Linked DNA regions of Homo sapiens: region 1 is linked to region 2. A link is an interaction called in ENCODE POLR2A ChIA-PET data of the cell type or tissue named here. Cell type or tissue: A673. All regions are shown on one strand. Each heading gives the region's core, and the rest is flanking DNA. Links, peaks and the distances in the headings are about the cores only. Region 1 overlaps ZNF710 (zinc finger protein 710). Region 2 has its middle 41 kb from the start of ZNF710.

Region 1 (5,379 bases), core at 141-5,140, 70 kb before region 2:
CTGTCTCTAAAAAAACAGGAAAAAGGAACATATGGGACAAGGCAGAAGGCTCAACGTGGAGTAGCCGGCTAGCCTAGGAGCCAACCCCTTTCTGCCTGAACTGGCCTGTTGGGATCTCGAGGGTGAAGTGGGAGCGAGAAGACTTCTGCCTGTCCAACTCTTCTCCTGCTTTCCACTTCCTAAGCTTAAAAAGCACACCTCCCGCTGCAAACTTTCCCCACCTTTAACATCCCCAGTGCTTCTCAAACTCTGTGGTGAAAGGTCAGTTTGATTCATCTTAATCCTTAATCCCTCTCAGATCTAACATCAACAAGCAGTTTAGTCCTGAGTCCTGCCACGTGGGGTCAACAGTGCTCACCCTGGCCCACACGCTGTTCGAGATGAAGCCACCAATCGCCCATTTGGATGTCATCCTGCCAATGTCAAACTACAGAAGTTTCTAAACACCAATCCCATTTTCTATGTTTAGCTCCTCCTCTTGCTTGGTTAACATTGTGCAGAACAGCACTGGTGCATGGCCCATACTTTTGTGGGGCACTGGCCTAAGAATACACAAGAATGTTTATAAATTAAAGAATTTTAAATGCAGATATATATTTCCTCTTAAGTGAAAATTCTAGCCACAGAGCCTCAAATTTCAAACACACACTTTTTTTTTCTTTTTTTAGAAACAAGTTCTTGCTATGTTGTCCATGCTGGCCTTGAACTCCTGGACTCAAGGAATCCTCTTGCTTTAGCCTCCTGAGTAGCTAAGACTATACAGGCCAAACACACATTCTTTTTTTTTTTTTTTTTTTGAGATGGAATCTCACTCTTGCCCAGGCTGGAGTGCAGTAGCACAATCTCAGCTCACTGCAACCTCTGCCTCCTGGGTTCAAGCAATTCTCCTGCCTCAGCCTCCCAAGTACCTGGGATTACAGGTGCCCACCACCATGTCCAGCTAATTTTTGTATTTTTAGTGGAGATGGGGTTTTGCCATGTTGGCCAGGCTGGTCTCGAACTCCTGACCTCAAGTGATCCTCCTGCCTAGGCCTCCCAAAGTGCTGTGATTGCAGGCATGAGCCACCGTGCCCAGCCCCAAACACACATTCTTAATTGTTACTTTTTGGGGGCCATTTAATTTTCCAAGTTCATCCAATCTGCCTCTCCTCTCTCTTAAAAATAGAAAATAATACATTTAAATGTCCTGGAATTTACATTCAACCACATGTGATCTGCTGAGTTCCATGGAGCTGAGGTTGAAAGAGAACGTTCTGTTAATGAGAAATTCACAGTGGCTGGACACAGTGGCTCACGCCTATAATCCCAGCACTTTGGGAGACCGAGGCGGGAGGATCACCTGAGGTTGGGAGCTCGAGACCAGCCTGGCCAATATGGCAAAACTCTGTCTCTACTAAAAATACAAAAATTAGCTAGGCGTGGTGGCAGGCGCCTCTAATCCCAGCTACTTGGGAGGCTGAGGGCAAGAGAATTGCTTGAACCTGGGAGCCAGAGGTTGCAGTGAGCTGAGATCGCGCCACTGCACTCCAGCCTGGGCGACAGCGAGACTCCGTCTCAAAAAAACAGAAATTCACAGTCAATACTCAGTACACAATATAATGTTAGTAGCTGGATGGCTTCCTTCAGATGAAAATGGGCTTTAGTCGATACTAGCCCAAGTATCTGCAGGTTTAATTTCAGAATAAAAAGCCACTGTAACAGTTCATAGCTGGCCCAAGCTGGCCGTAACAACACTGGCACCTAGGAATACCTGAGGGTATTTTAAGGTGCAGGCACTTGGTTCCCACCCACCCAGATCCAGTGGATTTGGGGCTGGACCCAGGCAACTGCATTTTAACAAGCTCCCCAGCAGAGAGTGAGAGATGACGTGGCCACTGAAGATGCCCCTGCTGCATGAAAACAAGAGAGATGGGCTATGACCAGTGGCTCACAAGAATTGGTCTTGGGAATGCAAAACAAGCAAAAACAAAACCAACCGGGTTTCTCCCATGGGGCAAGTGCTGTGCAAAGACCTGGTGTTGAGAGACCAGAGTTACAGTTTTTTAGAACTTCCTGTGTGTCCTCACTTAACCTCTCTAGTCTTCCGATTTCCTCAAAGGAGACAGGACAAATGAGAGCGCTGCTTCTCAAATGTGCTGAGGAATCACCCGGGGATCTTGCTAAAATGCAGATTCTGCTTCAGCAGGTCTAGGGTGCTGTGAGAGATACTTCGTTTCCATTAATAATAAGCTCCCGGGTGATGCTGCATCCTGGATCCCCCCAGGGTACATTTCAATCCCGAGAGTCTATGATTAGTCACTATATTCACACAGCTTATGTGTTCTTTTTCATTCACTTCAATCAATGTGTTGGATTAAACTCACAACTATTATTCTCATTTATGAACAAAACCCATCACCACCAACTGTCGGGTCCACAACCTCTTGAGATGAGCCTAAGCCTCCAATTCAAATGTTTCTTTAAAGAAAGAAAAAGAAATGGCCATTTTGTATTTGTTGGTATCCATTTGTTACCAAACAATCCATTAAGCATTTTTTTTTTTTTCTTTTTTTTTGAGACGGAGTCTCGCTCTGTCGCCCAGGCTGGAGTGCAGTGGCGGGATCTCGGCTCACTGCAAGCTCCGCCTCCCGGGTTCACGCCATTCTCCTGCCTCAGCCTCCCAAGTAGCTGGGACTACAGGCGCGCGCCACCATGCCCGGCTAATTTTTTGTATTTTTTTAAGTAGAGACGGGGTTTCACCGTGTTAGCCAGGATGGTCTTGATCTCCTGACCTCATGATCTGCCTGCCTCGGCCTCCCAAAGAGCTGGGATTACAGGCGTGAGCCACCGCGCCCAGCCAATTTTTTTTTTTTTAATTTGAAATGACCCTCTCTGCAGCACAGATACAGCTCTTTCCTACTGGGCATATGTGACTGCCCTGTTGGGAAGGTGGCTTCATATTCCCACCCAGATGGGCCTGCTTGGTGCCCCCTCCCCCACTGGTTAACACACACTCTGTGCGCACATGTTCAGAGTGTTCGGCCAGGGCCTGGCACATGATAAGCATTCAACTCCTGCCAGCTGTTTCGTTCAGAGACAAGGAAATGAAAGCCCAGAAGGCTTACGATTTGCTGAAAGTCAAGTTCTTGGCAAAACCAAGACCGGCCTTGAAACCCATCCCTCCTTCCTCTGTGCCTCAGTTTCCTCATCTATAAAATGGAGCTGATAGCTAATTCTTTCTTTTTTTTTTTTTTTTTTTTTTTTGAGATGGAGTTTTGCTCTTGTTGCCCAGGCCGGAATGCAATGGCGTGATATTGGCTCACTGCAACCTCTGCCTCCCAGGTTCCAGTGATTTTCCTGCCTCAGCCTCCCAAATAGCTGGGATCACAGGCATGCACCACCACATCCGGCTAATTTTGTATTTTTAGTAGAGACGGGGTTTCACCATGTTGGCCAGGCTGGTCTCGAACTCCTGACCTCAGGCGATCCATCCGCCTCAGCCTCCCAAAGTGTTGGGATTACAGGTGTGAGCCACTGTGCCCGGCCGATAGCTAATGCTAATGGCTGTTGTGAAAATTAAATAAGGAATGTCTGTAAATGCACTTAGGCTGGCACTTAATAACTGCTCATATGATTGTGATTATCAAGCTTGATCTTTTTAATTACTAAAAAGTTTTTTGGCCAGGCACGGTGGGTCACGCCTGTAATCCCAGCACTTTGGGAGGCCGAGGTGGGCGGATCACCTAAGGTCAGGAGTTTGAGACCAGCCTGGCCAACATGGTGAAACCCCATCTCTACTAAAAATAGAAAAATTAGCCGGGCATGGTGGCATGTGCCTGTAATCCCAGCTACTCGGGAGGCTGAGGCAGGAGAATCACTGGAACCCGGAGGTGGAGGTTGTAGTGAGCCAAGATCAAACCACTGCACTCCAGCCTAGACGACAGAGTTGAGACTCTGTCTCAAAAACAAAACAGAACAAAAAATTTTTTTGTAGAGACTGGGTCTTGCTACCTTTCCCAGGCTGGTCTCAATCTCCTGGCCGCAAGCGATCCTCCCACCTTGGCTTCCCAAAGTGCTAGGATTACATGTGTGAGCCACCATGCTTGGTCTATTATCAAGTTTGAAAGTCCCAGAATGACATAAAATCCATTCCCGTTTGAGTTGGAGTTTGTTCATTCTCTGTGGTTTGTATCAGCACTAACTGCCCTGGTGATGTCAAATGGCCAGAAGGGCCCCTACACCTTGCTGGGACCTTTTAGGTTGGACCAGGAGAGCTCACCACCCTGTAAATATATCCCATGACACACACCTGGCTGGTGCTCTCCCAGAGAAACCTTCTCCAGCTGAGGGAAACCCTGTGCAAATATGTTCCTGGGTCAAAGTCCTCTGAGAGGTTTCCCAGTGGGCACTCATTCCACACCCACATTTATTATCTCTATAATTGCCAGGCATGGGAGTAGGCGTTGGGAAAAAGTAAGAGCAATAAACAGAGCACAGCCTTTCCCTGCCATGAGCTTACTAAACTGTAAATAACTTGCTTTTAAATTAACATTTTCCATTATAAAATTAATAAAACCACCCATTACAAAAGGTTTGAAAAAGACGGATGAGAAAAACATGAATACTCCTTCTCACCCTAATGCAACCACTTCTTGTGTATTTCTTCCCAGTCCTCTTCATGCATGTGTTTTTCACATGGTTTTGATCACAGTGTATACAATCTGGTGTCCTACTTGTTTTCCCTTATCTGGATGCCACAAGCAATTTTCCATCTTGCATGTCCGTAATCGATCACCCATGTTCATAGTCACACCGTTCACACACATCCCCATTTGCCTGCCAATTCTTGCACTGGAGGACATTGAGATTGCTTCCCGTCTGTCCACACTGCCCAACAAATCACCTCCATGCATTCACGCACAGAGAAGATAAAGGGAAGAGGCAAATGTCAGGTAATTTGATGGTGTCAGAAGGGACTTGGTGAATAATGACACTGTGTCAACTGGGGCAAGTTACTTAACCTCTCTGAACCTCAACTTCCTGTAATATGGGCAGAATTGTAAAAAGGATTTAAACAGGAGGCCATTGGTAAACTCCCAGCACAGGGCATGATCCACAATAAATGCATGTTTTCTTTTCTCTTACATATCAGCAGGTCATGTTGGTGACTCCTAAATACCTTCTCAGAGACTGGGACAATCTGCAGAGACACCCTTGGAGCACAGTGCAGCAGCTTCCCATACCCTGCATTCAGATTGCTAAGTTCTGGGTGACAGAGGATTTGTATGCGGAACTATTGAAGGGAGAAATGATGTGTGCTCTGTAACTTTCTTCAAAATGGTTCAGGAAAAAATATATATACCTGTGCAGATGAAGCAAATATGGCAAATGTTAACATCT
Region 2 (5,379 bases), core at 192-5,191:
GTTTCTTTTTTTTTTCTTTATTATTGAGACAGGGTCTCACTCTGTTGCCCAGGCTGGAGTGCAGTGGCACGGGATCATAGCTCATTGCAGCCTTGACCTCCTGGGCTCAAGTGATCCTTCCATGTCAGCCTCCTGAGTAGCTGGGACTACAGGCACATGCCACCATGCCTGGCTAATTCTTGTATTTTTTGTAGAGACAGGGTTTTTCCATATTGCCCATGCTGGTCTCAAACTCTCCTGGGCTCAAGCAATCCTCCCGCCTTGGCCTTCCCAACATGCTGGGATTACAGGCATGAGCCACCGTGCCTGACTATTACTCTTAATATCTTAGCTGATTCTTTTAGATTATTTTAGTATCTCTCTTTTTTTTTTTTTTTTGAGATGGAGTTTCGCTCTTGTTGCCCAGGCTGGAGTGCAATGGCACAATCTCGGCTCACCGCAACCTCTGCCTCCCGAGTGCAAGCTATTCTCCTGCCTCATCCTTCCGAGTAGCTGGGATTACAGGCATGTGCCACCATGCCTGGCTAATTTTGTATTTTCAGTAGAGACGGGGTTTCTCCATGTTGGTCAGGCTGGTCTTGAACTCCCGACCTCAGATGACCTGTCCGCCTCAGCCTCCCAAAGTGCTGGGATTACAGGCACGAGCCACCACACCTGGCCTATTTTAGTATATCTTACCGTTCTGATTTGTATTGTTCCGAATTATTTTTCCTTACTAAATGGTTTCATTTTCTCGTTTATCCTTTCAAACCTTTCAAGCTTTCTGGTTTCCTTTCACGTATCCTTAATTATCTGTTTTTATTGTTATATTTTCCTTTAATTAAAAAAATTGGCCAGGTGCAGTGGCTCACGCCTATAATCTTTGGGAGGCTGAGGTGGAAGGATTACTCAAGCCCAGGAATTGGAAACCAGCCTGGGCAACATAGGTAGATCCCGTCTCCACAAAATATCAATTAATTGGACATGGTGGCATGCGCCTGTAGTCTCAGTTACTCAGGAGGCTGAGGCAGGAGGGTCACTTGAGCCCAGGAGGGTGAGGCTGCAGTGAACCACGATCTTGCCACTGCACCCTAGCCTGGATGACAGAGTGAGATCCTGTCTCAAAAAAAAAAAAAAAAAAGTTATTTTTTCTGACTAGAAAAGTGTAATCTATTTTTATTTCTAATGTTTGAAAAATACAGGAAAGGATAAAAAACAAAATTAAAATATGGGGATAACAACCACTGTTGTTTTATTCCATTGTCTTCGAATATTTTTTTCTTTTTCTCTCTTTTTTTTTTTTTTTTCTTGAGACGGAGTCTCTCTCTGTCGCCCGGGCTGGAATGTAGTGGCACGATCTCAGCTCACTGCAAGCTCCGCCTCCCGGGTTCATGCCATTCTCCTGCCTCAGCCTCCCCAGTTGCTGGGACTATAGGCGCCCGCCACCACGCCCGGCTAATTTTTTGTATTTTTAGTAGAGATGGGGTTTCACTGTGTTAGCCAGGATGGTCTCGACCTCCTGACCTCATGATCCACCTGCCTCAGCCTCCCAAAGAGCTGGGATTACAGGCGTGAGCCACTGTGCCCAGCCAACTATTTTTTCTACTCATAAACACAGACATCACTTTAACACCTTGTCTGCAATATATGTTGTAAATAGTTTTCTGTGATTTGATGTTTGTAGAAAAAAACGTTTTGTTTGTTTGTTTTTGAAATAGAGTCTTGCTCTGTCACCCAGGCTGGAGTGCAATGGTGCAATCTCTGCTCACATCAACCTCTGCCTCCCAGATTCAAGTGAATCTTGTGCCCCAGCCACCCATGTAGCTGGGACTACAAGTGTGTGCCACCACACCTGGCTAATTTTTGTATTTGTAGTAGAGACAGGGTTTCGCCATGTTGGCCAGGCTGGTCTCGAACTCCTGACCTCAAGTGATCTGCCCGCCTCAGCCTCCCAAAGTGCTGGGATTACAGGCGTAAGCCACTGCACCTGGCCGGAAAAAAACTTTATTTATTTATTTGTTTGTTTGTTTATTTATTTATTTTGAGACAGAATCTCACACTGTCTCCAGGGCTGGAGTGCAATGGCACTATCTCAGCTCACTGCAACCTCTGCCTCCCAGGCTCACGTGATTCTCCTGTCTCAGCCTCCCCAAGTAGCTGGTATTACAGGGATACACCACCACACCCAGCTAATTTTTGGTATTTTTAGTAGAGACTGAAAATACCATGTTTCACCATGTTGGCCTTGGCTGGTCTTGAACTTCTGACTTCGTGATCTCCCTCGGCCTCCCAAGGGGAGGATTACAGGCGTGAGCCACCGCACCTGGCCAAAAACTTTATTTTTAAAAATAAAGTTGCATGTGCTTTCTATGGAAACTTCACACAATACTGATGGGTGTACAGCAAGGAGGAAATACTTTTTTCCCTGGGAAAACCAGCCCCAAAGTAACTAACCACTATGAACTAGAGTCTATCTTCCAAATCCACAGATTCTGTATCCATGGCTTCAGCCAACGGTGGGTCAAAAGTATTCAGATAAGAGCACTTTTCAAGGCAAAAGCGGCGGATCGCTTGACACCAGGAGTTTGAGACCAACCTGGGCAGTGTAATGGGAACCCATCTTCACAAAAAATACAAAAAATTAGCCGGGCGTGGTATGTGTGCCTGTAGTCCCATCTACTTGGGAGGCTGAGGTGGGAGGATCACTTGAGTCTGGGAGGTTGAGGCTGCGGTGAACTGTGACTGTGCCACTGCACTCCAGCCTGGGTGATAGAATGAGACCCTGTCTCAAAAAAAAAAACCTATATAAACATATATATAGTTATATATATATATTATATATAACTGTAACAATACATATGTACTTCAGAAAAAAAGAAAAATAATATAATTTTTAAAATGTAAAAATACAGTAAAACAACTATTTACATAGCATTTACATTGTATGAGATATAAGTAATCTAGAGATGATTCAAAGTATACGGTAGGTTGTGCATAGGTTATATGCAAATAAGGGACTTGAATATCTGAGGATGAGGATTTTGGTATCCATGGAGGTCCTGAATCAATTCCCCGAGGATTCTGAGGGATGGCTGACTGTATGTAGCACACATCCTTCTAGACCAAAAATGCATTTTCATGTATGTTTTAAACACTAATTATATTAGACACATTGTTCTACCTTTTGCTTTTTCATGTAACAACACATGAGGAGCATCTTTCTGGTTTTTTGTTGTTGTTCTTGTTTTTTTCTTTTTCTTATTATATGATGAGCCTCTTTTCATGTTGGCCCTGTGTGGGGTGGAGGTGGGGTTTTGAAGGGACCACTGCTGTGTTGAGGCTTTTGCCCTGAGCCAGGCAACCTTGGAAGGCTGCCCTTGCCAATCTCCAGAAAGGTTCCCACAGGAGCCCATGTACGTGGATCAGCAGTCAGATGAGGATCAAAGCACAATTCATTTCATTATTAGCTGAGCAAATGCCTCACACCAGAGAGGCCTGGATTTGAGAACCAGCACAAAATGTGCCCCCTCCTGACACTTCCATCTCATTTTGGTTCCATTTGACTGCACTTAGTGCACAGGAGGCCGGGAGACTGGCGTGTTAGAAAGTGGTTTCTTCAGGCCGGATGCGGTGGCTCACGCCTGTAATCCCAGCACTTTGGGAGGCTGAGGCAGGCAGATGGAGTTTGAGACCAGTCTGGGCAACATGGAGAAATCCCTTCTCTACTAAAAATAGAAAAATTTGCCAGGTGTGGTGGTGGAGGGCCTATTGTCGCAGTTACTCAGGAGGCTGAGGCAGGAGGCTCACCTGAGTCTGGGGCGCAGCGGAGGTTGCAGTGAGCCTAGATTGCACCACACTACTGCATGCCAGCCTGCAGCCTGGGCCACAGAGCAAGACCTTGTCACACACACACACACACACACACACACACACACACAGGCAGTTTCTCCAGTTTCCTGGTTCTCGGTAGAAGTGCTAGGGCAGCCTGCCAGTCCATGGGGTGGAACTCTGCCTGGGAAGGGGTTTTCTGAGACTCTTTGATAACAACTAACTTACATAGTTATGTGCCAGGCACAGTTCTAAGTATGCTTTAGGACATACTCATAAGAGCTCTGGAAGGCAGATACTTTCATAATAGTGTTTTAGTATAATAGTATCTAACAGAGGAGAAAATGGAAACACAGAGTAGTTACATGACTTGTCAGAGCTGTGTTCTGTAGTCCCAGCTACTCAAGAGGCTGAGCTGGGAGGATCACTTGAGGCCAGGAGATTGAGGTTGTAGTGTGCTATGACTGCATCTATGCATAGCTACCGTGCTCCTTCCCGGACAACATAAAGGAGGTCCTGTCTCAAAAATTAAAAATTAAAAAAAGTTGAAAAGAAAAAAGATCACACAGCTAACTAGCAAACATGGAACCTGGATTTGAACCTAGGCAGTTTAAAATCTGTTCTTTGCGTTTTTGTTGTTATTGTGGTTGTTTGAGACAGGGTCTTGCTCTGTCGCCTAAGCTGAAGGGCAAAGGTGCAATCACAGCTCACTACAGCCTCGACCACGGGAGCTCAAGCGATCGTCCCACCTCAACCTCCCAAGCAGCTGGGACTACAGGAATGTGCCACCATGGCTGGTTAATTATTGTATTTTTTTGTAGAAATGGGGTCTTGCTATGTTGCCCAGGCTGGTCTTGAACTCCTGGCCTCAAGCTGTCCTCCCACCTTGGCCTCCCATAGTGCTGAGTTTACAGGTGTGAGCCACCACGCCGGGCTTGTAGTGTCTTTTACTATAAAGTGATGACTGGGTATTGCCTGTTGCAGTCGCGCTGCGACAATGAGTATATGCATTTTCATTTTTCTTCTGGGTCAGGAGGCCGTGGGCAGTCTGAGCTTGCAGGCCTGGCCATGTCTAACACGGCCTCCCCTCCGGACACCGGGATAGGATAGAAGCTGGATTGGAGCACCGAGCCTGGGCTAAGCCTGGGAATCTGGCCAGCCCCATGGTAAGGGAACTTGCAGCTGATCAGCAGTTCCCAGTGTGAAGGCAGGTGAGGCAAGGCCAGGCTTGCCCCAAGGCAGCCTGGGAGCTGCTGGAACAACAGGGCCAACAGGGCAAACAGGGCGAACAGGGCGGGGCAGCCTAGGGAGCATCGGGCATGAGGTATGTTCAACACAGTGACCCCATCCGCTGCCAAACAGGACCCAATTAACACTTAGCAACTCCTCCTCCAAGCTTAGAGCATGTGGGAGGAAGGGGCAGAGAGGCCCTCCGGACAGGTAGAAGAGTGTGCACCAGTAATGCGTTCCTTCAAATTACTGCACGTCGCTCAGTCGGAAGGGTTAACTTACTCATGAATATTTAAGTTCCCTTCCCTGCCCTTTAAAAAATATTAGCAAAGCTGCTGGGAA

What was found. ChIA-PET counts read pairs that join two places held together with the same protein. Peaks named below come from ENCODE experiments on the same cell type or tissue, not always from the same donor. Only the 100,000 strongest peaks of a DNase experiment are listed, where the experiment ranks them.
Region 1: POLR2A ChIA-PET joins it to region 2 with 14 read pairs; 6 of 35 experiments call an interaction of 5 or more read pairs at or near these places.

What each region holds. Positions count from the first base shown.
Region 1 is chr15:90,028,194-90,033,572 of GRCh38, reverse strand. The region is part of intron 1 of ZNF710 (zinc finger protein 710); the gene reads right to left. Among named protein-coding and RNA genes, the nearest start is that of MIR3174, 24 kb to the right of the region's middle. In A673, for the core only: no CTCF peak of the experiment used is centred there; a DNase peak (open chromatin) is centred at 2,112; H3K27ac peaks cover 1,567 bases.
Region 2 is chr15:89,957,927-89,963,305 of GRCh38, reverse strand. No RefSeq gene overlaps it. Among named protein-coding and RNA genes, the nearest start is that of ZNF710, 41 kb to the left of the region's middle. In A673, for the core only: no CTCF peak of the experiment used is centred there; no DNase peak of the experiment used is centred there.